Regions from separate parts of the Homo sapiens genome. Here region 2 is linked to region 1. The links are chromatin loops, found by intact Hi-C in ENCODE. Cell type or tissue: PC-3. All regions are shown on one strand. Links, peaks and the distances in the headings refer to the core of each region. The heading gives the core; the rest is flanking DNA.

Region 1 (16,631 bases), core at 4,676-8,675:
GTCAATGAAAAATTGACAAGAAGAGTTCATTTAGTCTGCGGAGGAGGGGACTAAATGGAAACCCACTCACCAGCATTAACTATCTGAAACACTATTACATAAGAGAGACAGACTTTATCTCATGACTCCAGAGGGCAGAATGGGGCCTTGTGGTAGAAGTTAAGGGAAGAAGATTGGACTCATCAAAGAAAGACTTGTCAGAGAGACAAGTCTACCTAAAAATAGAAACAGTTAAAGCATCACCACACAAGAAGTGGGGATTACACTGTTGGACTGAAATTTAAACCAGATGGGGACACTCAGCAGACCTACATTTCTATTTGCATTTCAGAACTTATCTATAAATTGGCAAACATTTCTGGAGCACCTATTTTATTCCACATCTTCTGCAAATTTCAAAAAAAATAAGGATTTAAAAATTGTGTCCTTATTGACCTTACTGTTTAGTAGCTGAGACATACGTATAAACAGAACACTTCGATAAAAACATTAAATGCTAAGATACAGATATTCACAAAGTGGAGAAGGGAATAAGTTTCCTTAAACTTGAGGTTTTCAGACGGGGGAAAGTAGTCTGAGGAAAAAACAAAGGCAAACAAATGGAATACACAGAGGCATCCTCTAGCAAAACAGAATGTTATGTGTGAGGAAATCAGTGGCGTAGAAATATTGAGACATAAGTGCAGAGAGTTGTAGCAGGAGAAGCAGCCACAGAAGGAGGTACAGCAGGATTATAGGGGGCTTTGCGTGCAGGCTGATGAAGCTAGACTTTATCCTATAAACAGTAGTTCCCTGACTTGCAAATTTCAAAGCAATACTTTTTAAAATGTGAAATGGACAGAGATTATTAATTTTGCCTTTTTGCAAGTCAGACTATTAAGAAAGCATGAGCCATAGTGTGCTTTAAATATAATTTCCTAATAGAGTATGTTTGCACCAAAAGAATAGAAAGAATATACTCTTTAGAACAAAACAGTGTTTTAGAAGAAATAATTTTAAGTTTGTGTCAAGCTCATTTGTTCTATCTCAATTTTCTTCATATTGCCTAGAAAAACTCGCCAGGGAGTTTTTACCAAAACTTTGGAGGTATAAAACATAGCAAATATTTATTATCTCTCGTGGTATGTGGGACAGGAATTTGGTGACTCAGCTCGGCAGTTCTGGCTTCTGTCTCTCATGAGGAGGTTGCAGCCAAGTGGTGACTGGGGCTAGGGTCACCTCAAGGGCATTTTCACTTACATCTCCTACCAAGAATGAATAATGGCCGCCAAAGATACCCAGATCCTCATCCCTGGAATCTGTGAATTTAACTTACAAGACAAAAGAGACTTTGCAGGTATGATTAAATCAAAACTCTTAAAATGAGGGATTATCCTGGATTATCTAATTGGGTCCTAAATGCAATCACAACTATAAAAGGGAGGCAGAAGGAGATTTGACATTGAAGAAGGAGGTAATGTGGCCCCTGGAGCAGGATGCCATGCTGCTGGCTTTTAAGGTGGAGTAAGGCACCACATGCCAGGGATTGCAGTTTTAGAAGCTGGAAAATGTGGCCAGGCATGATGGCTCATGCCTGTAATGCCAGCACTTTGGGAGGCCAAGGTGGGCAAATCATTTGGGGCCAGGAGTGTGAGACCAGCCTGGGCAACATGGCAAAACCCCATCTCTACTAAAAATACAAAAATTAGCTGGGTGAGAGTGGCACACACCTGTAATCCCAGTTACTTGGGAGGCTGAAGCACAAGAATCACTTGAACCCAGGAAGCAGAAGCAGCAGTGAGCCGAGATCACGCCACTGCACCACTCCAGCTTGGGTGACAGAGTGAGACTGTCTCAAAAAAAAAAAAAAAAAAAAAAAAAGAAGCTGGAAAAGGCAAGGGAGCCTCCAGAGGGAGCAGGGCCCTGCTGACACATTGACTGAGGCCCAGTAAAACTAATTTCAGACTTCTCTCTCCAGAACTATATGAGCATATGTGTGTATTGTTTGAAACCACAAATTTTTTGGTAATTTGTGACAGCAGCTATAAGAGAGCAATACAAATGAGAGGAATTAGACAGCTGGGGCTGGAATTGCGAGTGGGGCTCTTTAGACATCTCCCCCATTTCTGTGTGGTCTCTCCACATGGTCTCTCCAGCAGGATGGCCTCCTGATAGCCAGGATTCTTACGTGGTGGCTCGAGTATGCAAAGGCACTTGTCACCTAGGAACCAGGCAGAAGTTATTTTGATTTTTAAAAAGCTTGCTGTAAAAGTCACAGAGCATCACTTCCAGCACATTCTGTTCATTAGAAACAAGATGGTAAGTCTGGCCCACATTCGAAGGGAGGGGAATCAGACTTCACCTTTTTAAGTGAGGAGTGTTGAAGAATCTGCTGAGATATTTTAAAACTGCAATTATTAATACAGGCAGTTATTTAATTCTAGAAGCTTCAGTGCATGACCTTTTATATTTAAGTGTATGATCCAACTCAAATCATCTTTTATGAATAGTGTGAGGTAGGGATCAGAGTTTATTTATTTTCTATATGAATATCTAATTGACTCAGTGTTATTTATTGATAAGAAATCCTTTTTTCTTTTTACAGCTCTATTTTGGTTAAAAAAAAAAGGGGGATGACTTTATATGTATGGGTCTGTTTTTGGACTCTTTATTCTCTTTTATTGCTCTATTTGCCTATCCTCAACCAATACCAATTACATTAGGGTTATAGTAAGTTTTAATATCTGATTGTTTTAAGTTTTTATCTTTGACTTCTTCAATATTGCCTTGGCCAGTCTAGATCCTTTGAATGGAACTGACATTTTAGCAATATTGTCTTACAATTCATGATACGTCTCTATGTTAATTTATATTTCTTTTTATTTCTTTCAGTATGGTTTTGTGGATTTTTTTTTGCATTTTTTCACTGGAATTATTGATACAGGAGCTAGATATAAATTATTTAGACAGATAGTGATGGTAAGAGAGTCTTCAGTAAGATTTCCTTTTAATAAAAAGCAGCCCCCCAAATCATTTCTTTTCAAACAAAAAGCAGCCTGAAAAATCAAGCTGTGTGCACAGATAAGCAAGCTAAAAGCTTGCATAGGTAAATGCCAGCAGCTGTGCCAATAGAAAAGGGATACCTGGAAGCCAGGCATGTTCAACATGGAAGCTTCATCTTCCTTTCTCTTTGTCAACCATGTGTGCAGTACAGGAACAAGCAACTTGGCACCGGCCAGGTAGACACCTCATCTGCATAATAAAAGACTAAGATGGGATGGCCAGCTTCTTCGTGTGCTATGCAAACAGCACACTTGGTCCACCCAATCTCTCATGCCCTATGTAAATCAGACACCGCCTCCTCAGCTGGTCTATAAAACCCTGTGCATTTTACCATGGAACAGAAGACACCCCTCAGGAGCCCCTCTCTCTCTTTAGGAGGGAGTGAGATTTTCTCTTTTCTCTTGCCTATTAAACCACTGCTCTTAAACTCACTTCTTGTGTGTCTGTGTCCTTGATTTCCTTAGCATGAGATGACGAATCTCTGGTATTTACCCCAGACAATGATGTTGCTTCATTATCTCCAAATATTTCATCTTTTAAACACTATTGTGAATAATTTCCTAAATTCTATTTTTGATTATTTATTGATAGTAAACAGAAATACAATTTATTTTCATTGTATTAAGAAAATACACTTATTTATTCTAATGGCTCCTATATTGTTTTAGATTTTTAATATACACAATCATGCCATTTACCAAGAAAGATAGTTTTACTTTATATATCCCAGTCTTCATACCTTTATTTCATTTTCTTTTCCTGCCTTATTGCACCAACTAAGATTTCAGTCACAATGCTGAATAGAAGATGTGATAGAAGGCACCTTTTCCTTGGTTCTAACCACAAGAAAAAAAGTGTTCAATACTTCACCACACAGATGATGTTAAATTAAATATTTTCTTGACAAACTTTACCAGATTGAGGAATTTCTATTCTTACTTTACTGATTTTTAAGAACCTAGAATGAATATTACATTTTATTTAAAAATTCTGTGTCTATTGAAAGAAATTGTATTTTCCTTCTCTTTTGTTAATATGGTAATTTTCACTGATTGGTTTTTAAATATCAATTAATCCTGTATTCCTGGGGAAAAAAAAAGCTCATTTAATCATGTTATATATAACATATTTCATATGTAACAGGATTCAGCAATATTTACTCATACTTTGTTTAGGATTTTTGTGTTTATGGGGAATATCGACCTGTGGAAAGTGTTACATTCCTCTGTTCTCTGAGTAATAATTGTATATTATTGCTATTACTACTTTATTTTTTAAATTAAGGATTCTAGTCTTTTAACAGAAATTGGACTATTCATTATTTCTGTTTCTCTATACTTTTCAGTTAATTAGTCTATTCAATTTGAGCTATTAAATTTATTGATGTAAAATTTTTCATAATATTTTTTTTAAGATCTGTAAAATTATCATTAATGTTTTATTTTATATTTCTAATAATGTTTTTTGCTTTCTATTTTTTCTAAATTAGTCTTGCTAGAAATAGATCTACTTTGAAAGTAAAAGCTTCTGATCTTGCCTATTTTTATTAACAATTTTGTGTTAGGTTTCTGTTTTATCATTTTCTACACTTATTTTTCTAAGTTCCTATTACACTTTCTTTGGGTTTCATCTGATTTTTTTTTACAGAATTTTGAGATAAAATCTTGAGAATGATCATCAATTTTCTTTTCTAATATATTTTTTGTAGCTATAAATTTGTATCCTGAAATTTTCTAGTTATCTTTATGTTAATGGTTTCTAATTTAAGTACATTTTGGTCAGAGGATGCACTCAGACAAAAACTTTCCAAGAATTGCAATTCTTGAAAATGTATTAAGACTATTCTTGTGTCCCAGAATAGAATCCATTAATGTAAATGTTTCATGTGGATTTTTAAAATGTGCATTCTATAATTATTGTTTATATGTTTTATCAAAATCAACTAGGCCTAACTTTTAATACTATTGTTCAAATTTTCTTTATCTTTGCTAATATCTTTTTCCCTTATTCTATCAATTAGTGAAAAATAATAAAATCTCCAACTATGATTGAGGGTTTTTTGTTGCTTTTTTAAGGTTCTGTCAATTTTTGCTTTGTATATTTTAAGTCTTATTAATAAGTTTATATGAATTTAGAATAGTTATGCTTTCCTATTGACATTTTCCTTTTGTCATTTCTAGCATCATTCTACCCTGAAAATTTATTTTGTCTCATAAAGCCATTACAGAGTGCTTTTGATGATTGTACAGTGTGTCATTTTCTAACCTTTTATTTTAAACGTATGCACATAAATTTATAGTATCTTTACTGTAAACAGCATTTGATTGGGTTTGGCTTTGTTCTGTTTTGTTTCCGTTCTCTAATAAACTTTGCCTTTTAGTTGGAATGTTTAGTCCTTTTACAGTTAACGTTATTGATAGAGTTGGGTTTAAGTGCACTATCTTACTTTTTGTTTCTCTTCTCCGTTCTTTGTTTATTAATTCTCTTTTGATCTATATCGGATGAGTTAGTTGTTCTTTGTTTCTATTTTTCTCATCTTTAGCTATTTAGTTTGCTATTATTATATTAATTTTATAGTGACTATAGCAGAGATATCAACTGCATAGCAGATTTGTAATGGTTAATTTAGCTTAGTGATTTTACCACTTTCTAATGGTAAAATAGAATACAGCAATTTAATGCCATTTAGCTCCCTATTTTCCTTTGAGCTAATGTTGTCACATATTTTGACTTCAACATAAGTCATAAACTGCATAAAACTTTATTATTCATAATTTAGAAACACTCAATATTCCTTTATATTTATCCAAATGTGTGCCATTTTCAGTACTTTTTAATTCTTCAATTTATTCCATGCTTCCATTTGGGATCATTTTTCTTTAGCATAAAAACTTCCTTCACTATTTTTTATTATGCATGTCAACTGATGACAAAATTGTTCTACTTTTATTTGCCTGAACACATTCCTTTAAAATTCCATCTTATTTTTAAAGACTTTCTTAAACCAGGAATAAAATTCTAAGTTGGCAGTATTTTTTGTGGGGTTTTTTTTGTGTACTTCAAAAATGTCTTTTCCTAATTACTGACTTCCATAGTTTGTTTGTCTTCTGTTTTTTCAATCATATGTCACAAGTTGTGCATAAAATAATGTAGAAGCCCCAGATAATATTTTTCACCAATGAGTATTTCTTACTTCCTCTGTTAGGCAGAAAGTGTGAGCTACTGATCTCACCTATCAGATAAAGAACAGATTGGAGATATCGCTGAAAAAAATTCAGTTTCTCTTTAGTTTTTCTTGTTCCTTGGGAATTCCTGCTTCCCTAATCCCTATCTAGTGTTTTTTATGTATTTGTTTGTTTGTTTTGAGAACTTGATGGATCTCCCTTATTTCTACCCTGGAAGTTCCATCCTTTGGAGATTTGAACTGAAATCTCTGGACTCCTACTTTTTACAGATTTAAAATCTGGCAAATATTATGAAGGGGACATGGTACTTTTCCTAAGCACCATGAACTGCAGGAAATTTCACTAGGCCTTTCTGATCTGAAATCCTCCATGAATATGGCCCTCCAAGGCCATTGAAAGCCTGGTGGAATTTGTCTCCACATTGAACATTCTTTTTTCCAAGATTCTGAGCTCTATTCGTTAGGCCCTGGCTTCAAATATGTTCAAAATATGTTAAGAGCATACCAATTATATGTTTCTTGCTGACCTTCTTCCTTCAGAGGAAGTTTTGTCTCCTCCACACCACAAAATTGGGGTAGATTTTACACGGCCTCTCTAGCATAGCTCTCTCCCTCTTGCAATGCCTAAGAACTCAATAAAGAACTGTGGGTAAAATTAGCCTTGTGATTGGGGCTTCTCTACTGTCTAGTTTGTTCTGCCAGCTCTGCTTGATATCCAAATGCTCTTCTGATTGTTCTCATCTCTAGCAGAAGCCCTCTGCTTGTGCCAAGTCTGAGTCAGCCTAAACTCAAAATTATCACTTGACTTCATGGAAGAAGACAGAAATTACTAACTTACTTAGGAATGAATTTTCCATCTCTGGAATTTTAGATAGTCTAATTCTTGTTGATTTCAAAACCTTTTATATGATCTTTGCAATGTGTCCAGTATTTTATAGTGTTTGCAGAAGGAATGTTTACCTACTATTGCCCAATGCAACCACCCTACAGCAAAAGCACAGAGCTGGCGTTTTTAACCTACCTCTCTTAGTAACTGATAGAACACAAAGACAAAGACATTAAGAAGAATATAGAAATTTGAACAAAACAATTTACATTTTGTCTCTTTTATATATAAATATTTTATATATATTTATTTACATATAGAGGGCCTACACCAAACAGGTGTCAGATATTCAGGTAAAGACTATCTGATCATTTGTTTGCTTATGGAATATTAAAAAAACCAACAGTATGCTAGGTTGTATAAACCATATCCCAGCACATTTCAAAGGGTAAAGTTAAATGATATTTGTATGTTCTGTAATAAAGTTGGAATTACATTCAAAAAAAGATAACTAGAGGGAGATGAAGAGGAAAGTTGAGGCTTAGTATAAGAAGTTGGTTTACTAGCCAGTTTACCAGTCTCTTTGCCATTTCTTCTTGCATCTTAGACTTTCTTTCTGGTTTCAATTTCTTCCTTCAAGTATATTATTTAGAGTATCTTTAATAAGCCATTTATTGGTGGTGGGCTATTTCAGTTTTTATTTTTCTGAAAATGTCTTTATATTGCTATTTTAAATGACAACGTAGCTTAGAATATAATTATTGGTTGATACTTTCAGCAAATTAAAGATATAATTCTACTGTTTCTTGGGTTTACTGTTACTAGTGAGAATTCTCCTGTTAAAATAATATATTCTTTTAGATATTTTGCTCTCTCTGGTGCTTTTAATATCTGATTGTGAAACAGGTTCACTGTGCACTGGTTACCAACTTGTCTAAATCCGGTAAGACAGAACACATTTATATGTAACAAGATACATGAAACAATTTTATTACTTACAACCAAGTAGCAGGAGACAACCAAAGCTGAAAATTCATTGTGAGTTGGTCCCCCAAGGTTCAGAACGCTGCACAGGATGGATGGAGTCTTGACTGTGTGTGCCCACTTGCACTGCAGATGAGGGACCCTGAAAGGCAGCCCTTTGAGGTTATGTTTCTGATAGTCACATGACTCACTGGCCTAGAGTATTGAAGAACTTCCTGTTCTATGAGAGGACTGGAATAAAGCTGAGGCTGTTATGGCCAGCTCCCCCTCATCTATGGATATTTCATCTCAGCACATTCTACGGTTTTTATTGAGAATTATTAAAAGTAACGGCAAAAAACGCAGTTACTTTTGCACCAAGCTAATACATGCAAGAAAATGGGGAATACTGGGCTGTTCAAGGCCACCTGGAGAATTGTCCCACACTCATTGTCTTTCGTGTTCTGATATTGCACTGTGGTATGTCTAGTTGTAAACTGTGTTATGTCTCTTGAATCAGAATATGAATTTAATCAATTCTAAACAATTCTCAACATATATCTCATCAAATATTACCTCTTCCTAATTCTCCCTGATCTCATCTTCTAAAGGTAATTTGATGTACATTTGTCTTTATTCTACTATTCATGTCTTAATTTCTGTTTCTTATTTTGTGTGCCTTTGAGGTTTTGTCCTGTTTTCTAGAAATTTCCTCAGATCAATCTTCCAGTTATTTAATATTATCTTATCCCATTGAGGTCACCCATTAAATTTTAAATTTCAATGATAATGTATTTCATGTCTAGAAGTTCTCGTTCTATTTTTTATATTACTTTGCTTTTATAAATCTTTCTCCTTTTTCTATTTTTTCCCATAATTTATTAGGCATTTCAATACATCTGTTTCATGATCTGTAACAGTTTCATTGTTATTGAATAATCTGATGATTTTTAAAATTTTGAATATATTAAATTATATTCTGTCATTGATTTTGTTTAATCTTGATAATATCTAATTTATTTCCTATGATCTTTGTGATTATAAATTATGAGCTCCTACTCATCTGTGATTCATATTTATGGGAGTTTTGAGCAGTCTGTGTTGAAGGCACACCTGTCAAAGAGTATTTGGATTGATTTTTTCCTGATACTATTGTTGCTCTCAAACAGTGTCACTGTTTACCCCCCATCTTTTCTTTTTTTTAATTGTGCAAAATCATAACATAAAATTTACTATCTTAACCACTTCTGAGTGAACAGTTCAGTAGTATTAAGTATATTTACATTGTTGTGAAATCGATCTCCAAAATTTTTCATCTTGCAGAACTGAAACTCTATGCCAATTAAATAATTTCTCTTTCCCCAATACCCCCCTCAGCCCTGATAACCACCAGTCTACTCTTTCTTTTTATGAATTTGACTATTTTAGATACTTTAAGTGGAATTATACTATATTTGTCTTTTTGTGAGTGGCTTATTTCACTTAGCATAATATTCTCAAGGTTCATCTGTATTGGAGCATGTGTCACAATTTTCCTCCTTTTTAAGGCTGAATAATATTCTGCTATATGTATATATGTTATGTTTTCTTTATTCCATTCATTTATCAATGCATGTTTGTGTTGCTTCCACCTCTTGGCTATTGTAAATGGTACTGCCACAAACATGGGTGTGCAAATAGTCACTTTTTGTTTTGTTGTATTCTCAGCCCGGGGTTTCTTAGGCCACTTAGGAAGTAAGAACTTCCAAGCGACCATGTTGGTAGTTACAAACTCTTTGGGGAATTTTTTCACCCAGAACTCAGGCCTAATCTGGCAAGTTTCTGTTACACCCCTACACCAAAAGATTAAATTTTTTTTCTAGTCCACCCTTTCTCTAGAGGTGTAAGTATCAAAAGTCTTAGATTTATATGTCATCATCACATTGAACCTCTACCAGGAGTGGTCTGACAGCTTTATCTCCTGTCTTTCTGTGCCAAAACAACAACAACAACAAAAAACATCGGCCAGGCGCAGTGGCTCACGCCTGTAATCCCAGTATTTTAGGAGGCGCAGGCGGGCAGATCACGAGGTCAAGAGATCAAGACCATCATGGCTAACATGGTGAAACCCTGTCTCTACTAAAAATACAAAAATTAGCCTAAGATGGTGGGTGCCTGTAATCCCAGCTACTTGGGAGGCGGAGGCAGGAGAGTTGCTTGAACCCGGGAAGCCGAGGTTGCGGCGAGTGGAGTTCATGCCACGACACTCCAGCCTGTCAACAGAGTGAGACTCTGTCTCAAAAAAAAAAAATCTTGTTTTCCCAGGTTTACAATCAACTCCAGGTAATACCACTTCAGTTTTTTTAGCTTTGCTTTAATTTTCAGCATCTGGAGAATACCCTTACCTTCTTGAGAGCTCAGCTATGCATTTGAGAGGATGTTTGTTATTTTTCACCTATGTTTTGTAACAATAACTATTTTTCTTAATTTATTTCATATATACTAACTACCTCAAGACTATGCATAAGCTAATCACTTCTTTCTGAATATTTAATAAGCTTATCATGTATGTGTGATATATATACTACATTTCTATACATATAAGGTCTATTTTTTCAACCAGTAAGTTCTTATACTGCTCTGTCAATTCTGGCATCGGTGGCATCAGTACCACAACAAAAATTTTTATTTTGTAGCCTTAGAGTACATTTCAATACCTGACAATTCCCTTGTTATTATTCTTTTTTTAGGTATTTTATTTGCTATTCTTTCTAGATGATTATCCCAGATAAACCATACCTCTTCTAACCATGTCCTAGTAATACACTACATTGATAACTACTTATGTTGCATGGAAAGTCACATATATTTTATTTTTTAAAATATCTACAGATATATACAGACCAAATTTTTAGAAGAATCTCTAAGATCTACCCAGCTCTCAGATACCACTTTTCAGTCCTTTCTTCTTTTTATATGAATCACTGTCCCCAAACCAAGTGCTCTTGCAATCTCATCCTTTTTATCAAAATGTGCCATTAAGAGAGAATCTGACCCAAATAATTTGTAATAGGCAACATGTTTCCTCTCCCAGTAGTAGCTGTGAGTTTTGCCTTAGCTCAAAGAGTAGAATAAAAAAATTTACCCTCAAATATCATTTTAGTGAGTGAGAGAGATTCTTTCCCATTCTTGAATATCTGGAAGCTTATCTCCACTTTTCTGATACATAAAGTACATTCCCACAGAATGCAGCCTTAAGCATGGCCATAAACATTTATGGTTATCATTCATCTGTCTGATTCTTCTTCCCTTTGCCATCTGGGGATTTGACTGCAAACTTCAGCTGAAAGAAAATTGTCCTCTGTATCCCTCTCGGATTCACCCTGATGCCAGGACTGCTCATGTGGGATCACATTGTACAGCCATGGACATGTGAGTGCTGTTTTGCAGCTGCATGCTGCACCCAGACTATGCCCATCCATGGACCTCTCCTCTCCCTCAGTGCCCACTTGGTACACAATCAGTCTTCCTACTCCTTTTTTCAACTACCACAGAAGATTGTAAAGCTAATAACATAATCTATTCCTAAATACTTAGTACAAGAGGAAAGAAAGAAGAAAGGAAAAATTACTTCCATATTTAAAAAAAAAAAAACTATGGGGAAAGAGATCCAGTGGAAGATACCAGTCTAATTGGGCTTCCTAGACAATTATACCTAAGGTGATTTTGAAAGTTCACTGGGCAAAGATAGTAGCTGAATCTATTCAGCAGCATCCCATGAATGCTTAAGAAATTATGTGAATGAGCCCTTCCTGTGACCTTTAGAACTCAAGGAAAAAGATTGCAGAAGCATCAACATTTTTCAGTGGTTCCAAAATAATTCATTTATGCTGTGAATCGGTGCTTCTGTGTACCTAGACTGACCAGTATTTGATAGACTGTCTTGATATCCATTAAAGGAGGAATTATGTTTATTAAATGGGGTAGTTATCACAGGATTTCAACTCTTCGGCCTCATATTTTCTTCCCAACAAAATAACCTCCACTTTGGAGAAGACAGCCTTCTATTTCATCACTTTTTCTTTACAATTTTTAATATCCATGAAAGGAAAGACAAACTACATTTGAACAATTTCTTTTTTAAAAAATGATACAATTTTTAAGAAAATGTGGCACATATACACCATGGAATACTATGCAGCCATAAAAAATGATGAGTTCATGTCCTTTGTAGGGACATGGATGAAATTGGAAATCATCATTCTCAGTAAACTATCGCAAGAACAAAAAACCAAACACTGCATATTCTCACTCATAGGTGGAAATTGAACAATGAGAACACATGGACACAGGAAGGGGAACATCACACTCTGGGGCCTGTTGTGGGGTGGGGGGAGCGGGGAGGGATAGCATCGGGAGATATACCTAATGCTAGGTGACGAGTTAGTGGGTGCAGCACACCAGCATGACACATGTATACATATGTAACTAACCTGCACATTGTGCACATGTACCCTAAAACTTAAAGTATAATAATAAAAAATAATAATAATAATAATAAAAAAGATACAATTTATCGAAAGCATTTTAAGCAAGTCCAAACCATGTATTATATAGATAAGAGTACAGAAAAATATGTGACTTGTTCAAGGGCACAGAGCAGAGCTTTAACTTGATATATCCTTTTCCACGTCTTCATCATCTGTGCTGCATTATGCTGACCCTGTTAATTTTCTCTGATGGTTTCCAGGAGGCTACTTAATGAACTTAATGAACTGCCACTCTATTTTCTCTTAAAATCCTTATGTTTTGTAATTGTCTTAAAATAATTCATTTGAGAGAATATTTTATCTATAAGATATGTAAACAGTAATATTTTAAAAGCAGGCATCAAAATATGAATATTAAAATTCACATATTCCCATATAGTTTTGCTTTTCAAAGTGGTTTTTCAGATAATTGAAACTCTATTGATAGTTTCTGATTATTTATAAACTACCACCTTGGCCAGATAGCAATTTTAGTAGCATGACCCCTATCCTGCTGTGATGACTATAAGGTGAATGATTACAAGGTGGGATAATAAATATCTGGAGAAGATTTGGACCAAACAATAAAGTGCTGATCAAGTAATAGATACACAAAATTTTCTGAACCAGAAAGCCTCAGAAACTGAATTTTGTAAGGAAGGAAGAGATTTTTCTTCGTATCAAGAGATTAATTGATGAGAGATAGCGTTAAGAAAAAACAGCCTTCTTCTTAGGTCTTTCTGTGCAGTAAATGAATTGGTGGTATCATGACACATTCATTCTTTGGGAGACACTTTCACAGTTGATGGAGATCCCACTGCAGTTGATAGCTGCAGAAATCATGATGGAAACCAGATAAACTCACTAACTTGCTAAGAAGCTTCTGTCAATTCAAAGTCTAGTCTTAATCTTATCATAAATATTATCTACAACGTGCTAATAAGATAAATAATTATGATCATTTACTTTGGCAACTTAGAGTTCTCATGGAGATTTCAGATATGTAAATTACTCTTACCTTTATCCACTCTTTTTTTCTGGATAACTGGCATATCTCTATTTGATACTATAGAAACAAATGCTTATTCTATAAGATCATTTATTACTAGTCTTAGAGACAAAAAAGTCCCTCATTTTGTTACATATAACTTGATACTAAAAAAATAATAAAGTTGAGTTTTAGCTAACTAACTACATTTGATAGGCTCTACTGATGAGGTGATTCTTTGTCTCAGGTAGCAATCTTGTTGACAGCCATTATGTCATCTCAGATAAAGTGTTGAGCTATTAAAAATCTTCAGGGAGTATGAACATATTCGATTCAGCTTTACATCTTATAACTACTGCAATATGGCCCTACTCTGTCAAAGTACATCAATTCCAGGAAAAGTCATCAGGGGAAGCAAAAACCTCTCAACACAAGAGTGTTTTAATTAATGTTGTAAGCCAAAAATTATGACCAATTGAAAAGCTAAATTACTAGGAGGCATCTAGACTGACTTTAAAAATTCTATTTTGTAATTTAATGAACATTAGGGCTCTCTAAAATCTGAAACATCAAAAAATTTTACACCCATTCATAATTTAAATACCAATTTATTTTTTTGAAGTCAATTCTATAGCAGGAACTAATAATGAAAACGCAGTTTCGGCAACATAACAGGCTCTGATGAGATAAATCTTTTATGTTCTTTCTAATAAGGTATTAATGGACAAATTTATATTATTTATAATACCAAAGTTTTTCTGTAGAATCAAGCAGAACAACAATATTGGGTGTTTATGATGAAATAAGTTGTGATTTTGAAGCAATAAATTAAATTTTTTAGATATAAAATATCTCATGTAAGAACGAGCAATCAGGAATTTGAGTAATATCAAAATATCAGCAGTCCAAAGGGGCACATGTAGGAGTTTTGGTGCTTTGCTGCACCATGAGAGGCAAAAGAATTAAAATATTTTGAAATCAGTAAGTATATTTTTAAAGCTTTATGTATAGTGTCTTGCACAAATAAGTGATTGATTCATGATTACTGAATTGGTTTGAACTGAACTGAAGAAAAAATTTTTTTCTTTTCTGGTTTTGAATATATTTATAACCAAGATGGTGAGAATAAACAAGAGCTCTTAACATACATTCCTATTAATGGGTCAAGAAGAACTACGGAGGCCTAATTTCCTACTACTCATCAGAAGAGCCGAAATGCTTTTTTTAAATTCATTACAAGCATTTAAAGCTTAATGATTTAAAGTCAAATACTTAAAAGTGAAAGTCACATCTTCAGTACATGTTCATACTTGTTTAGTGGTTTCTAAATATGTGCTTGTAAACAAAATTATTCTTAGTCCTTTGACAACTGCTATTTGTCCTGTAGGAAAATTACTCCCTAAGGAAATGCAAATTGTTTGGTGGTACTTGATGGCTTTGTAGTAATTACCATGCTATTAGATAGCTCAGAATTAAGATAAGTCTTGGCATCAAAATTCCATATGGTTGATTCTAAAATAAGATGCTTAGATGGGCAGAATACTAAATGACATGCGTTGAATAAGTAAAATCCTGGGCCAGGTTTATTTCAAACCTGGGGCCATCACAAGTTGTATCTGAGATCAAACAAAGGTCAGTTGAATGCCTGTAACGTTTAATAAATAGTTGACAAAGTTGTACTTTTAAAAAAAGAGCACATCAGTAACATTACTTGCTGCACAATTACTATTACTATAATTATGATAGTCTATAAGCTTACCAATCACAACTTATTATTGTGGGAAATGATAGGAGGAAGAATACATTAAATATTTTTGAATTTTCTACATCTAATCAATGATGAAAACCACAGCAGCACTAAACTAACCTTTCTCTATACATTCCCTCATGTACAGAGATAATTAATTCCCATGTACTCGACCATCATTTTTATGGGAAATATTTCTAACCTTAGTTCTGTAGATTTGATACTTTGCTTAACAATAATCACTCGTTCCTTACAGAAGTATTTATTCAACATATTCGAGGCCCTGTCCTAGCTGCTTCTTGGATTTTATCAGAAAACCATAGAGGAAAAGCCTTACTTTTTTAATTCTTACTTTTGATTTTCAAATAACTTCAGAATTAGAGAAAAATTGAAAAATTAGTACAAAGAATTCTCGTGTATACTTTTCAACCAGATTACTCAAGTATTAATATTAATTACATGTGCATTACCATTTTTTCTTTAAATATATTTTAATGATGTTCTAAAATATACAATTGCATATATAATGTACATACAACATATATAATAACATATATAATATGATATACATTTATTTCTGTCTTATGAAGAAAATAGTTAGGTTAGATAAGATTCATTTAGGCATGAATTATGATTCAGTTGGCCATGAGTCCAATGTTGATGAATCAACGATGTATATCAAATAAGGTGTCTTTAAACAAAAGCACACATACAACAATATTATGTATTAATTGGGGCTATGGCTTGGCTATGTAACCTCCAAAATTCATGTTGAAACTTAATCCCCATTGTTGTCGTATTAAGAGGTAGGCCTTTTGGGAAGTGATTAAGTCATAAGGGCTCTGCCCTCACGAATTGATTAGTGCCTTATAAAAAGGTTGGCGGGAACAAGGTTAGGCCCTTTTTGCCCCTTTACTCCTCCATTCTCCTGCTTTGTGAGGACACAGCATTTGCCCCTTCTGGAGGATAAGAAAGAAAGCACCATTCTGGAAGCAGAGAGCAACTCTCACCAGAGATGGATCTGCTGATGCCTTGATCTTGGACTTCCCAGCCTCCAAAACTGTAAGAAGATAAGTTTGTGTTCTTTATAAATGACTCATTCTTGGGTATTTTGTTATAGAAACATAAAAAGACCAACACAATGGGTTAATTAAATTGTATAATCAGAGACTCACGGGAATCTAACCCTGTATTTCTCCTAGAAGCAATGGTTACAGGAGAGTATTCATCAACTTAGTATTTTTCAGCAACTTTATATAACACAACTACTGTGAAAAACAAGAATTGACTGTAAGTTACAGTAATAATACCCCTTTATTCTTAAATCCTTTGTGTGAGTTTCCTAAAATTATAGGTATTCTTTTACATAACCA
Region 2 (16,631 bases), core at 7,005-11,004, 77 kb after region 1:
TGTTGCCCAGGCTGGAGTGCAATGGTGCGATCTCAACTCACTGCAACCTCTGACTTCCTGGGTCAAGTGATTCTCCTGCCTAAGCCTCCTGAGTAGCTAGGACTACAGGCGTGTGCCACCATGCCCGGCTAATTTTGTACTATTTTTCTTTTTTTTTTTTTAGTAGAGACAGGGTTTCACCATGTTGGTCAGGCTGGTCTTGAACTCCCGACCCCAGGTGATCTGCCTGCCTCGGACCCCCAGAGTGCTGGGATTACAGGAGTGAGCCACCGCGCCTGGCCAACAAAAAGATATTTTTTAATGTCCACAATACAGAGTTAACAATTTTTCCGACTGTGCTTTAATCTGTTATCCACAAAAGTGGCATGAAAACTAAGGATATAAGAATGATAAAAGTAAAGTAGTGAAAAAAAGATTGATAACTAAATATAAACCAAAAAAACTATAAAAGTGAATATATTATGATCAAGTAGATATATCAGCATGGTTAATCTGAGAAATGCAAAGATTGTTTTAACCCAGGAAATTAATTGACATTTACTACAATAATGATATAAAAGAGAAAACTCACATACTATCTCAACAAATTTTGAAAAAGTATTTAGTATAGTTTAACATCTATTTATTACTTTTTAAAAATCTCTGAAAGATAATTAATAGAAGGGAACCTTCTTAAACTTGACAGAGGAACTTTCTTAAACTTATCAGTAAGCATCATACTTAAGGGGAACACTTTAAATACATTCTTTTTAAAACTCAAAAGTTAGACAAGAATATGCTGTATCACAGAAACTGTTTATATTATGGTCAATGCAAAAGTCAAGAAGAAGAAGAAAGAGTTCTAGTTCTAGCTATGGTGGAGTAGTTGGGGTCCTATGTAAACCACTATAATAGCTGTGTCAAAACTATTACAACAATTCTTTCTAGACAAAATTCTTGAGAGAAGCAAAGAACACACACACACAAAAATGGAAGCTGGAAGGCACTAGGATGACATCTTTTTAACACTGAAATTTAAAAAAAACCACAAAAACAAAAAGCCTGTCAACTTCGAGTTCTATACCGAGTGAATTTATCTTTCAAAACTAGAACCAAAATAAAGATGTTTTTAGGACTATAAACAATCAAAGAACCTGTTGCCAGGGGATGTTTACATGAGAAATAAAAGAAGATTTCCAGGGTGAATAAAAATGTTACTATCAGAAGCATAAGACTGCAAGAAAAACTAAAGTGCACCTGAAAGAATACACAGGTGAGCAAATAGAAATAGATACGAACTGTTTAAAACAACAGCAATAATAATATCTTGTGGGATTTGGAACATATATGAAAGTAGAATATAACAAAAATAGCACAAGGGAGGGAAGGAGTACTAGAAGTTCAACTTTCTAGGCTTCTCTGTTTGGGAAGTGGTAAAATACTAATCTAACAGGCTGTAATGAATCAAACATAAGTATTATAATTTCAAATGCAACCAATACACTCATAATAACAAATTATATAACTGAAGAGCTAATAGAGGAGAAAAAGAAATAACAGAAAATACTTGCTAAATCCAAAAGCAAGCAAGGAAATAAGAAGAAAGGGTACAAACAGATGAGAAAATAGAAAGCAAATATCAAGGTAGTAGACATAAATCCAATTAAATCCATCATTAGAGTAAATGAAAATAGCACGGAAAATGCAAGATGAGCCTGGAGCATCTTCTAACACCAGAACGTAAGGCAGTGCTTAAAAAACAAGAATACCGGCATAGCAAATTCACAAACGCCAAAGCTGGAACAATTTAAGCAACTAAATAAAATAGCCATATTTTCTCTTTGCCCTAAAAGCACTCACATTGGCTGGCCGTGGTCCCTTGCCTGATAATTGACCCAAAGCTTTAATTTTAAAGGACCTAAGCTATTAATAGTCCTGCCTACACTGCATTGCTATAGTTTTCATTTTTCGTAACACCTTTATTGAGATACTCTTCACATATCATACAATTCACCCATTCAAAGTGTAAAATTTAAAGGCTTTTAATATATTTGCAAGGTTGTGCAACCCTAATCACAATCAGCTTTAGAACACACTTATCACACCCCAATCCCCTGCCAAAAAAAACCTGTAACTATTAGTAGTCACTTCCCTACTTACCCCTAAGTGTCTCAACTTTAGGTAACCACTAATATAATTTCCATGTCTGTAGATTTGCCTGTTCTTAGCATTTCATGTGGGTGAAGTCATAAGTAGTTGGAGTCATATAATATGTGGCCTTCTTTGTCTGGCTATTTTCACTTAACTTAATATTTTTAAGGTTTATCCATGCCATAGCATGTGTCAGTACCCCATTTTTTATGCCTAAACACTATTCCATTCAGTATGAAACATATAAAATATACCACATTGTATTCATTCATTCTTCAGTTGATGGACATATAGACAGGTTGTTGCCACATTTTGGCTACTATGAGTAATGCTGCTATGACCTTTGTGTACAAGTGTTTGTGTGGATACATTGATGTTATTACAGGACCTAGGAGGACTGAGAGGCAGGCCAGAGGAACTCCTGCATTGCAGACATACTCTTCATTATCTCCATTGCATGGTAGCAACCAACTTTCCCCTTCATTAGAATCCATCACTCCAGCTACTACAGTAAATTTTTTTTGTCAATTTATTTTATTTAGTAATTCAGAGCCCCAAATGGTTAGGTGGTAGTCTCGACTTCTAGTTAAATAGATCCATTGCTATATCTTTTTGGAAGTTTTCCTTGCTTAGGAAACCCATAGATCAACAATACCCAAAGTCACGGGGGTAGGAAACAAAAACTTTTCTAGTGGATCACTAGAGCTAATAGAAAGAAAAGCCACTCTCATTTTCACCCCTTGATTCTCAGACCCATGATTCTTAAACATAGAAAAACTGAACAATGGAATAGGGAACGATTAGAGTATATATTGTGGGCTGGAAGACCTGCCAGATGTTGAAACCCAGCTGGTACCAGAACTGAATCTTTAAAAAGCGATTCCACTTTCTATCAGATCAGATATTTCAGAGTAATATTAATGTGCTATATTAAAATCAGGAAATTCTACAAGCATAAATCCATTGCTATATTGAAAATGAGTTCTTTGGTCAAAAGCAATGTTGTTAGCATAGCAGCCTTGGTAGATGCACTGTAATTAGGGACAGCAGAGTAAGCATTATATTCTAGTGAGAAGAAAGTTCTGTCCCTTCCATGAGGAAAATAGTTCAGCGTATCAACCTGCCAACACGATCCCCTGAGGAATAATGCCATATTAACGCCTTATCACTACTTTCTGCTGTTGGCAGGTGGGACATTCAGTAGCAGTTGAGCCAGACTGGCCTTAGTGAGTAGAAGTCCACATTATAGAGTCTATGTGCAACTTCTGTCTCTGCTGCTATGACAACTTTGTTTATGAGACTTTGGGGTGAGTTTAAGGTAAGATAAGAAAAGAAGCTGACTGACATCCACAAAATATGTCATCTTGTCCACCTTATTATTAAGACCTTTCTCTGCTGATTTGTCCTTTGGTGAGCATTCACATGAGACATGAATATCTTCAAACTCTGTACCCATTAGGTGAGAGCAATCCACAGACCTCTTCCCTAGACTTCCTTGTCACCTGTGTTTTAATTCTTCTTCTTCTTCTTCTAAGTCCATAACCCCAAAGCCAAACCATTAATCACTGCCCATGACATGATGTAGATCTGTACTTTTGGCCATATTTCTTTCCAGAAAACAACCAAATGCACTTCTCAAAGCTCTGCTGGGAGAATTTTTCTTTATCACTGTCCTTCGGGGCCACCTGGATGGGGCTACAGTGCTGCAAACATGTACTTTCAGGTAGTGACAGCAAATAATGCAGAACCATGTGTAATGCAGATCTAAAGGTTTTCTTCTACAGTCAACTAGATATATAAAAACTCCTCAAAGGCCCAGCATGGTGGCTCACGCCTGTAATACCAGCACTTCGGGAGGTTGAGGTGGGAGGATCACTTGAGCTCAGGAGTTCAAAACCAGCCTGGGCAACATAGTGAGACCAGATATCTAAATTTAGGGGAAAAAAAAAGAAGAAGAAGAAAACTCCTCATAAGGACATAGATATGAGTTGAAGGCAAATGTAGCAGTTTTGGGCAACTGGATGCTTGCTCATTGCTTTCAGGACCTTCTCAAACTCAATATTATATTATGTTTGAGATAATAATAATAGTATATGTTATATACTCATATAACCATATGTATAGTTAAAAGCAATATTGTTAGCATAGTGGCTTTAGTAGATGCATTGTGTTTAGGGAAAGCAAAGTATTGCATTCTAGTGAGAAGAAAGTGCTGCCTCTTCCATGATGAACATAGTTCAATGTATCAACCTGCCAGCAAGATGTGTGTGTGTGTGAATCACTTCTATTTGATGATCAAGGGTTGCTGTGCATGCATAACTTTATGACTTGGTGCATCAGATAACATTCATTCAGGATGGGCAACTCAGGTTATATTGCAAATTGCTCCATGGTCAAGCATTCAGGCTAGTAGCAAGTCAGAAACTGTTTCTTAAAAAGTAGCTATCTGCACAGATTGGCATAACTTTTATCCCAAACCATAAAGAAGTGCACTGTCATTCTCCTATTGAGACTTGCCAAAGGCTCCAAACAGCATCTCTATCTGCCACAGATGCTTCAAGCACCATGAGATCTGGTAGGTCATATGGTCCAAATGAGAGAGCAATTGCACAGCAGCAAGACCTGTTACAGAGCCTACTCTTGTCCTGAACCATGCTAAGAATTGGAAATCTTTCTGGATACTGAGTAAATGTATCAGAATTGCATATTCAAATGAAGTATATATATTGCTTTTAAGATCTAAAGATGCCCCCTAGGGTTACTGCCTCTCTCTTCGTGGTAGGAGTATTCAAATGTACCAACTTGTTCCTTACCTTGAAAAAACATTTCAACATGGTCCAGATGAGAAAACATTTTCTAAAAAGAACCTGATAGTAAATATTTTAGAGTTTGCAGGCCACATACAGTTTCTATTACGTAGTTGTCTTTTAAAAAAAATATGTGATCATTCAAATATGTAAAAAAATATTTTTAGCCCACAGGCCATATAAAAACTGGTCTCTGACCAGTGTCACTGTTTGGCCTGTGAGTCACAGTTTATAATCCCTGCCCTAGAACACCAGAACTCAAATTATTTTTGTCAGGTGGCAAACATCTGGATTTTTGTGGAATTTATTTTATGCCTTCAGGCATGCAAATATCTTACTTAGGCATCTACTAAGGAATACTTGTTACTTTCCTGCTCACCAGGTCTAATCAACACCATCACCCCCACGCCGTGGACCAGTGTGATTTTCTATGGGATGGAGGGATGAACAAGGCTGCTATAGATCAGGTTATGACAGGCCTGGAGAGTTGAGCACATTTTTAACAACAGCTGCAATTGAATTCATCACTGGACGAGTTTTACGATAAGCCATGGTCATTCTTCAATATCCATTTGTCTTCTACATAAACCAAATAATGAGTTTAATGGGGATGTGGGGAGAGTCGCCACCCCGTATCCTTAAAGTCCATGATGGTGGCACTAATCTCTGCAGCCCCTCTAGGGATGTAGTATTGCATTTGATTCACTATTTTAGAAAAGGAATAGTTCCAGTGGCTTTCACTTTCCCATCATAATAGCCCTCTCTCCTAGAGTCATGGAAGCAATGTGGAGATTCTGCCAGTTCTGCACATGTCAATTTTAATTATGCGTTTCAGAATTGGAGAATAACCACAGAATGTGTGCAATGGGCCCCCTGTGAGACAAACCCAGCCAAACTCCATCGATCACTTGAACTTCAGAATTTCCTACTCTGCCTGGTGGATCAAAGTGACATTGGAATCTCTAGGAACTGGTATCAGTTCAGAGCCAGACTATAGTGATCCCTAAATAGTCTGGTTATTTTGCCTTCCCTAATGCATAACCACCCTGGTAAATGGCCACAGATCCCCTCGGAGAAAACTACAAAATGACAGCATCAATTTTTAGCTATGTTGCGTTGTCCCTCCTCAAGGGGACTTGGTCTCCTCTTCATTTAAGGGACTCTGGACCTGTCATCTGGCTCGATTCTTGTAATTGAGGGATCATGACTGCCTTTCGTGATTCAAGTCAGTCTTCCAGATAAATACATGCAGCTTTTTACTTACACGAATCAAGTAAGCCCTTAATAAGCCAACTATTTCAGGTCTAAGGACACCATGAATAATTAGGCAATGCTGACAATCTCTGTGGGTAAAACTACTATGGTTAGTGCTTTAGTTCTGCTATTTATTATGGTAACCAGCCCATCTTGTTATGGTGATGAGTGCATTGCTGCCCCTTGGCCCCCGCCACAACAGGATCCCATCATTTCCATTGAATTCAAGAATGAAAGTATTTCTTTTGCCCCATGGAAATCATCGGCAAAGTTAAAAGATATACAACAGACTGACAGATATCCAAGATCAACATAGATCAAATAATTTGTTCATACAAAGAACTTCTACAAATCAACATGATAAAGAAAAGTAATCAAATAGAGACATGGAAAAGGGATATTAATAAGCTGAGGAAAAATCTTAGTGGCTAAACATGTAGAAATATTCAATTTCACAATTAAACTCAACCTTTTAATTTGCAAATAAATGCACATTAAAATAATGAGAGACCACTTTACACCCATGAGATTGGAAAAATTTAGAATGTTGCATGGTGCCAAGCATTAGCAAGGTTATAGGGCAATGGAAATTCTGAGGAGTGTAAGCAGGTGTAGTCATTCAGATAACCATCCAGGTATATCCTACATCTTAACATTTCCATCCAGACAAATTATCTCACAAGCTGATGAGGAGATATGTATAAGATTTTCAACATACCATTACTAGTGGAAGTCAGATATTGGAAGCAACCTAGATAACCATCATTAGAGAAATATATTAATAATTTTTGAAAAGTAGAATATAGTTGTGAATGCACACTATGCAACATAATGCAGAAAGTCTTGCTGAATTTTCTTGCCAAAATAGATTTTTTTCCTAACTTTTCATTCTATATCCCTATTATCTCTTTGGTTCAAGTGAGCTTTATATGCTGAGAGATGTCATGTCTGTAACAGCCAAAATCAGATCTCCATATTCCACTTTTGGAGTATACTTAACATGATAGCAAAAATGACCTTAAAATATATGTGTAATATAAGTGTTGCCAAATAGGAATTATGGTCCATCTTCCCGTTGATTAAATTTTCATATTATGTTCTCAAATAAGATTTTACAGTTTTCTTCACTTATTCAATCATGTATTAATCCAATAACAATTTATTGCTCACTTACCATATATTCAATCACTGTTCCAGACACTGGAGTACAACAGGGAACGAGATGGACAAAGGCTTCTACCCTAGAGAAGGGTGCTTTCCAGCATTTTAGATAATAATCATGTATTCAAATACATATAAAACACAACATTAAGAAGTCAGATGTGCTTTGTAGAAATAGAACATTTGGCTAGAGAGAATTTGGAGAATATATAGGGCAGATCCTATTTGCACTTGTCTATTCTTTTTTAGTTATTTTTATCCCCAGCTAATTTCAATTTTTTTTCACTATTCTTAGTGGAGGAAACAGAGTGTAAGGAGTAAAACAATACTTCAAAAATTATTATTATTGTTCTCCAAAACACTATTTAGGTAAACCCTTGAAATAAATAAACTAAAAAAGGAGAACTCAGAGAATGAAAATAAACTCCTAGAATATTAAAGATGTGATAGTAGAAATATAAAACCCAACCTCATAATGGAATATAATTTTAAGAAACTAGAACACAAAGACAGAGATGAAAAACTGAAGATAAAAATAAAATAGAGAATCAGTATAGTAAAGGAAACATAAAAATAAAAGATACCAGAGGAGAGAACAGAGACCATACAAGGGAATAATTGTCAAATAATTCAATAATAATAGCAGCAATAAACTACTCAAAATGCAGGGTGTGATTTATTTCAGGTGGAATGAGCCCACCTCCCAAGTGCTTAGCACAATGGTTGGAAAATACCTCACACCAAGTCGCTTTAGTGGGAAATTTCAAAGCATTGGAGACAAACAGACATTTATGGAAGCATCCATGGTGAAATCAGGGATGAGGTGGACACATTTTACGTTGTTTGTAAATGTATCGAAGGATTTTTCAATCTTGCAGAGGATTTGGGGATGAATAAGTAACAGGCTCACAGAAAACTCAGCAAAAGAAAGAAACACAAAGACTACAAGAAAATGTTTAGATTACTTGAAATAAACTATATTTTAACATAAAAGGAGAAGAGCAGGTTGGAATCCACCATAGTGTTCTTCATTGTCATCTCACTTTCTGCTTTACCTCCTCCCCACTGTCAAAGAATTGGTTTGAAGGTAAATGGCAGAAAATAACTCCTGCTATCACCCTGATTTTCATTCCTCTTTCATTTTTTCTGGATTTTGAGAATAAGAAAACTCTTACTTTGGGTTTTCTGTATCCTCCTCATTCCTCTTGGTTTACCATTACTCTTACAATGGTGTCTCCTCTCTGAAAGGGAAATAAAAGCTTTCTCCAGTTATTTTTCCTATATTTCTATGTCTGATGATTTCATGAAAAACAAACTGTCTCAATTTCTTATCTGCAAAATGGACACCATAATTTCTCTATTTCCAGGTAGTTGAAAGCAATCTTGGCTATAAGGATGTTAGAACACTGTCTGACCCTGGTGCAGGGTCAGTGGTGGTTGTTGCCAGTAGTAATAGTAGTAGTAGTACTAATAGTAGTAGCAGCAGCAGCAGCAGCAGCAATAGTGGTTGTAGTATGAAATACTAGTCCTTGTTCACTCGCCTTGTTGCCAAAACTGAGTCATGTCACTGTGTGCACAAAATGTAATTGATGGACACAATATGCCTTGGACAGCATATGCACTCAGTAAATATTTGTTAACTGAATAAATCAATATATATGGGAATGAGTGCTAGGTGCTGGAGGCTTTTTTCTGTTAAATTGACTGGCCTATTTACAGAGAAGTGATCTTTCTGGTTAGATTTCTCCCCAGAGAATTCTATTTTTATTTTAATTGAAGAGTAGTTATAAAAGCTAATTGACTATTTGCATTTGCAGGAAACTATTCCTACCTCCCACCAACCCCAAACCCCAAGCGGCAATCAATATTTAGAGGTTTACACGTATACCCATGGCTTAAAGGAAGTAAAGCCCAAGATTAATGTATACAGCTTGTCAGATATGTACTTAGACATTTTTTTAATGAATCCAACTCAGGCAAGTCAGTAATTAATGCCATAAAATTCAACTCAACAGAAACTCAATTGAAAAATGAGAACAACATAAGAGAGTTCTATTGAAAGAATGGCTGTCCAAGGTTGCTATTTTTAAAAAGTAATTCAAGGTACTGTGTCACTTAAACAAAAGCAAAGATATAGGCACTTTGGCTTATATGGAAACATAAAACTATCCCCTCATGTCTTTAAAACTATGTTTCATATGGATGTATTAGATGCATGTAATGTTTAACAAAAGTGCTGAAAGTTATTTTGCTGGCAAGATATGAAAATAAAATTAAAAATGAAGAAAAATGTCCTTATGTATATAAGCATAGCAGAATTACATATTTAAGGCATTAAATTATTTGACATATTTTAGTAAACCAATTATCCGAAAACATAGTTATCAGAAAAAATGAGTTAATGAATGTGGGGAAAAAAACCTTGTACTAATTTCCAATTTGTTATTTTTTTAAATGTTACATAAATTAACCTATTTTTTTCTACATTGAAAGAAAGAACTGGTAAGGGAAGAAAAACGTTATTGAAAATTTAAAATTAGATAATTCCATAGACATATTCATTACAATAAATCATTTTTATCTAAAAGTATGATGTCAGATAAAATAAAAACATATAGGAGACAGAAATTTTAATCTATGAAAGAGGATTTCCTTAAAAATAATGCTGACTAATTGGTAAGCAAACAAAATATTAATGTAAATTGATATGGTTCACATATTAACATTTAAAAAAAATTTAACTTACGTTTCAATAGCATTCCACTGTCAGGTACTTGACCATGTGTGACTGTGTATGTGTGCTATGCTATTATTTTATGGATTGCTCAAATATTTCATAATACATGACACTATTTAGAGTATTGAGAATAAAATTTAGAAGCAAATATTGTCATATGAGAAATCACAACTAGCTATAGTTTGATTGATGTTTATTTTATACAGTATTTCCCGGGCACTGTTCACTAAAACAGCATTGGTTCCAACCCAGGTATTCCTAGTTCTGTATTAAATTGCTATTTTTATAAGTACTATTTGTAAGTTTTCTTCAAAAATAAAAATGAGCCAGAACAGGGGCTCATCATGCCTGTAATCTCAGCAATAGCAGAGAATGAAATAGGAGGGTTGCTGGAGCCCAGGACTTTAAGACCACACTGGCAACATGGTAATGTAGCAGGACAAGCTGCAAACAAAACCCCTCAGACACCGAGTTAAAGAAAGAAGGGCTTTATTCCGCCGGGAGCTTCGGCAAGACTCATGTCTCCAACAACCGAGCTCCCTGAGTGAGCAATTCCTGTCCCTTTTAAGGGCTCACAACTCTAAGGGAGTCCCCGTGAGAGGGTCGTGATCGATTGAGCAAGCAGGGGGTACGTGACTGGGGGCTGCATGCACCGGTAATTAGAACAGAACAGAACAGAACAGAACAGGATAGGGATTTTCACAGTGCTTTTGTATACAACGTCTGTAATCTATAGAAAACATAACCGATTAGGTCAGGGGTCGATCTTTAACTACCAGGCCCAGGGTGTGGAGCCAGGCTGTCTGCTTGTGGATTTCATTTCTGCCTTTTAGTTTTTACTTCTTCTTTCTTTGGAGGCAGAAATTGGGCATAAGACAATATGAGGGGTGGTCTCCTCCCTTAGTAAGATCCCCATCTCTACAAAAAAAAATTCAAAAATTTAGTCTGGCATGGGGGTTAACTCCTGTGGTCCCAGCTATTTGGGAAGCTAAGGCCCAGGAAATCGAGGCTGCAGTGAGCTGTGTTCATGCTACAGCACTTCAGCTTGGGTGACAGGGCAAGACCCTGTCTCAAAAAATAAATAAGCAAATAAAATAAAAATAAAAATAAGTGCAACCATGCCTCTATCAACATATTTGGCTTTCTGACCTGGCCAGTGAAGATTACATTAGTATTTCGGAGCATATATGGGTTTTTCAGTTCATGCACGTCAAGAGCTTTTCTTTTTTGCTACATGACCAAGTTCAAATTCAAAAAAGGTAATATTCAGATTTTTCTTGAATATTTTCCTAAGTTCCTAAAACTACCAGAAACAGACTCCTCTCTTTGCCCTCACTCCCACCTACACCTCATGCATCTAACCTTCAGCCACCAACACAATGGCCAATGCTTCAGCTGACAAACCCGAGGTGGCATTCCTCCTCTGTGGTCTTCCAGGAATGATGACCAGCACCCATCTCTCCCTACCCTTGGAGAACTTATAACCTTTCCTACACTGCCTACCGACTGATGACTTACTGCCTTTATTGTCCTTTATATATATGAGAACAAGTTTTTATTATATAATATTCTTTCTCACTTAATCAGATTACAAGTTACCAAAATGGACAAATTTAGACTTAACCTCTTTTGTATCTTTTATTTATTAAAACAACAAAAATAACAACTAAAATAATACTGCAGTTAATTTTCCAACTTGATAAATACATAGTGGCTTTTCTTCCTGCTAGAACCCTTTGTATCTGCTGACAAGTTCCAGGATGTCAAGGTGGAGGTAGGAAAAACCTAGAACTCAGGGTAGGAGATAGAAAAATGTAATGAATGGCTGGGGAAATTGGTTTAGCTTGAGGATTTTGAATGAAAAATTTGTTCTATTAGAGCTCAGAACATGCTACCCTAAAATGTGGCACCTTGGCATAGTGAGTGTTTTGAGTTGAAGAAAACTGAGAAAACCACAGAAGCAGGAAAGTCTCTCTGAGCTTCTCTTATTCTTTCTCTCCTGAAGACCCTCATATCACAGTGTCCTACCCTATACCCAGAGGAAGAAATGTCACACAAGGACACAGAAAAGGATAGGAACAAACAGGTCTTCCTAAGTCCCCATCCACCACCAGCTTATTATCAGTAGATCCTACCTTTTTATCCTCCAATCATATTTCCACATGACTGTGCATAAATTACAGTTTTCCCTGGGTCTTTGAGTCTTCATTTCTGAGGGTTCCCATGTCATGTAAAACTTTTATTAAATAAATTTCTATGCTTTTATCTTTTGTTGTAGGGGTCTCAACCATGAACCTCGTGGTGGGTAAGGAAAAGATATTACATTTCTCCCCTACAATTTACTCATCAAACATTTATTTAATGCCTTCTGTGAACCAGGCATTATGAAAGGTTCGAAGGTAGAATATCTGTAAGCCTGTCTTGCTTTCTCTTGAGGGAGACAGCAAGAAATCAATATGAATAGCCTAGTGGCATAAGCACTATACTGTAAGTTTGCATAGGATGTGATGGGAACATAAAATAAGGGAAGGAAAATGAGTCTGACTGGGAGAGTCTCAAAGAAGGACATCTGAAGGTGACTTCTGTGCTGAGTCTGAGTAAAGAATAGAAATTAGCTAGATATAGGAGGAAGATCATCAATACAAAGAACATTCTTGGAAAGAGCATGTGCCCAAGAATAGAGGCAAGAGAACACAGGGTGTGGTCAAGGAATTGCACATAGTTTAGTATGGCTGGAGAGTAGGAAACCTGTAGGAGAGTAAGATGAAAAAGGTAGGAGAATGAGGCAAAGACCAAATCCTTGTATGCCATGTCATTCAGCACTAAGATTCGATCCTGTGGAAGATAGGGAGCCATTTGGGGATATTAAAATAGAGCAATGAAATAATTAAATTTGTATCATAGAAAGATCAGCTTGACAGCTGTGCTTAGGATAGATTAAAGGGGAGGATTAGAAGGCAGGGAGACAATTTAATAATCCAGAAGAGAAATAATGACAGCTGAGCTGGCAAAAGCAGCAGTGAAGACAGAGAGGAGGGAGCCAAATTAAGTAAAAGGAGAGGAGAGCATGAAATGAATAGTGTTCAATCAGTTTGCTGTAGGAGGTGAGCAAGAGGAGCCTAGATTGATTCCTGGAATCATGGCTGGAGTGAGAGAGTGGACAATAGTGCAATCCATCAAAAGAGAAACTCAGGAAGAGGAATGTGGTGTCATGGTGGCAGAAAGATATGATTTCTGTGTGGGACATATTAGATTTTCAGTGTCAAATTTGGAATGGTCATTTGGCAGTTCATTAGAATATATGTGTCTTGAGGACAAGAGAGAGACTTGGGCTGGAGTCATTAGCATATGTAGGGCAGCTGAAGCCAATGAGACTTCTCAGGAAGAATAGAAAAAGTGAGAAGAAGAGGAATGAGAACAATTATTATCATGTAAGATGATAATGAAAAAGGAGGAGGTTAGGTAATGGATGAACCAAGAGGGAATAATGTCAGGATAGCCAAAGGAAATATATTAGAATAAGGAGTAGTCAGTTATATCAAATTGTTGTCAAATTCTGCAAAGAATTAGAATAATCTAAGACAAAAATATTGCCTACTGAGTCTGGCATTTGGAAGACATTAATGACTCTAGTAGAGCCAACAGAACAGAGGTGGGGACAAAAGCAAGACATCAATGGGAAGAAGAAGAATTGAAAACAGTGGACTTGGCCCACCTTTTCAGGAGGCTTGATAACAAAGAAGGCATGTGTAACCTTCCAGGGTAGGCAGCTTCACAAATGACTCCCAAGGACTCCCATATGCTGATGTTCATGCCCTATGCAATCCCTTTTCCTTTGATGGGGCTAGACTACCTAGTGACTTGCTTCTAATATGTAGAATGCAGTAACATTGTTGGGAGTCAATACTTAGATTACCGCAGCTTCTATCTTGCTTGTTCTGTGTGGACTCTCTCCTTTATTCTCTCTCGGGGAAGCCATCTGCCATACTGGGAACTGTTCTATAGAGCAGTCTATGTGGTAAGTAACAGAAATCCTAAGTCCACCAGCCAGTGAGGACCCCAGACCTTTCTCCCACATGAGGGAGCTTGAAAGGGGTTCTTCCTTAAACTTCAGATGAGACTGCAGCCCCATATGACACCTTGATTACAACCTTCTGAGAAACCCTAAGCTGTGTCCATATTCCTCAACTACCAAAAATATGACATAATTCATTTTTTAAGCCTCTAAATTTGAGAACAATTTGTTACACAGCAACAGATTATCATTATACCTTCTAAGAAAAGACGATGGTGGACATGGAGTGGCTAAATAAATAGCAAATAAAAGGCTCCAGGCCAGGTGTGGTGGCTTGCGCCTGTAATCCCAGCACTTTGGGAGGCTGAGGTGGGTGGATTACCAGAGGTCAGGCATTTGAGACCAGCCTAGGCAACATGGCGAAACCGTGTCTCTACTAAAAATATAAAAAAATTAGCTGGGCATGATGGCGCATGCCTGTAGTCCCAGCTACTTGGAAGGCTGAGACAGAAGAATTGCTTGAATCTGGGAAGTAGAGATTGCAGTGAGCCAAGATTGCACCACTGCACTGCAGCCTGGGCAACAAGAGCAAAACTCTGTCTCAAAAAAAGGAAAAAAAAAGGCTCTAAACAGATAAGTGCCTGAGAAGAAATGAGTTGAAAAGTTTTACTCTGGAGAGGAAGAGAAACAGATATTCACTGATTTTGGAGAGAGAAATTAAGTAGGCAGTGTATTTCCTAGTGGGCTTTCTGTTCTTCAAAATAATGTGGATGTCTATTAAGGATGGTGAAGTTGCCGAGTAAGAGATGGGTGGAAACTTGTTATTCTAGGTACTGAGAGGAATGAGAAAGTGAGTCGGGTGAGGAAAAAACTGAAATATAGCTTAGGAGTGATAAGGAACTATAGAAATCGGAAAGAAGAAAGAATGGAAGGACAAAATGAAGGAAGAATAGGGAACTGAAGAACAGAAATATGGAAGAGTGGAAGGAAAAAAAAGAAGTGGGTTAGGTGGTTAAAATTACAGAGTGGATATTGGGCTTAGCAATTACTACAATGTAGATAAGGACAAGAAAGAGCATGGTAATATCATCAGATTGATCAAACAGAATGGATATGCAGGCAAATGAAATTCAGACTCAGGAAAGAATAAATATTTGAATTACTAGTCTACTATGTACAGAAAGTTTTTCTGTGATGATAACAGAATTTATGGTTGAGGAAAATATTATTATTAATAGAAGTAATATTTTTAGTATTGCTTCATAATAATAGCAAGTTACTATGTATGGTGTGCCTATGATACATCAAGTCAGTAGGCTAGGAATATGAACTTAATTCTTCCATTCTTGTCTTATCTTGGTCCTAAAGACTCACTAAGTCTTACTATTTTTTAGTTTTGACGAGCTAAGTAATTTTTCCTCCATCAGACTGTGAAGTAAGGGTAGGAGAGACTGCTCCTTATTCCTTAACATCTATTCTCTCTTTCTTGTATAGCTATAGACTATTTGGTTTGCCTATCCAAATAATGTACCCAGATAAAGAGTACATTTCTCAGTTCCCTGATAGTTGTCTGTGCTTCTAGATTCTGGCCAACAGAACATGAGTAAGAAATAATGTGCGCAACTTACTGGTTATGCTCTGAAAGAGAAATTGTGTGCACATCCCTTCTCTTCTCCTCTTTTCCATTGTCTGGAATGTGAATGTGATGGCAGGAGCTGGAGCAGTCATCTTGGGTCATTTAATGTAAACTGCTTGTTGAAAATGGCAAAATTGCAAGATGGAAAGCATCCAGGTCATTGTTTAGTAGCTTCTCAGCAGAGTGTAGGAATGAAGCCCTCTTTCTAAAATTGAATCAGATATCAAGACTGATACGTGCACACACACACACACACACACACACACACACACACTCCTACACACATTGAAAAGGTTTATTATTCACACATTGAGGCTTTTTGTTGAGAGCTGGACAGGCACCCAAGCAGGTTCAAAATGGCTTCAGCAAAAGGTAGAGTGAATGGCTTTGGTTTTCACTGTGATGAGGACATGGGGTGAGGGTTCTCAAGCTGGCCAGCATTTGTGTGGATTGAACTCCCTGCTGATTCCAAAGGAGGGAGCACAGAGGCTTCCTTATTGGCTTGCCCAGATGTATGGTAAAAGGGAAAGAGTGAGGGGTGAGGTAGAACAGCAGTCAGTCCCACATCCAAAATAAAGTCAGACTGTATTACATCCTCAACTCTATCAGGCCTCATGCTGGCTGTGGACCACCTGCTCAGATATTTATATGACAGAAATAAACTCCAAACTTATTTAAGCCATGGCATTTGGAATTTTCTTTTTGACAGCAATCTAAACTCTACCCTGCCTAATGCAGCAAGTGATGCTGTGGAAACCGTGAGAGGTAAGGTCCTCAAAATACATAAAAGGGAGATGAAAAACATGACTGAGAAGGAGGGAGAGAAAAAAGGAGAAGGCTATACATAGCTGCTATTCTCCTCAAAAATAAAGAAAGAAGAGATTTTGGAAA

What was found. Peaks named below come from ENCODE experiments on the same cell type or tissue, not always from the same donor. Only the 100,000 strongest peaks of a DNase experiment are listed, where the experiment ranks them.
Region 2: a loop joins it to region 1, with 5 times the contacts of the local background. A loop is called at or near these places in 1 of 110 quality-filtered maps.

Annotation. Positions count from the first base shown.
Region 1 is chr13:34,192,118-34,208,748 of GRCh38, reverse strand. No RefSeq gene overlaps it. Among named protein-coding and RNA genes, the nearest start is that of LINC02343, 150 kb to the left of the region's middle. In PC-3, for the core only: no CTCF peak of the experiment used is centred there; a DNase peak (open chromatin) is centred at 7,148; H3K27ac peaks cover 2,264 bases.
Region 2 is chr13:34,117,428-34,134,058 of GRCh38, reverse strand. No RefSeq gene overlaps it. Among named protein-coding and RNA genes, the nearest start is that of LINC02343, 220 kb to the left of the region's middle. In PC-3, for the core only: no CTCF peak of the experiment used is centred there; a DNase peak (open chromatin) is centred at 8,938; H3K27ac peaks cover 2,553 bases.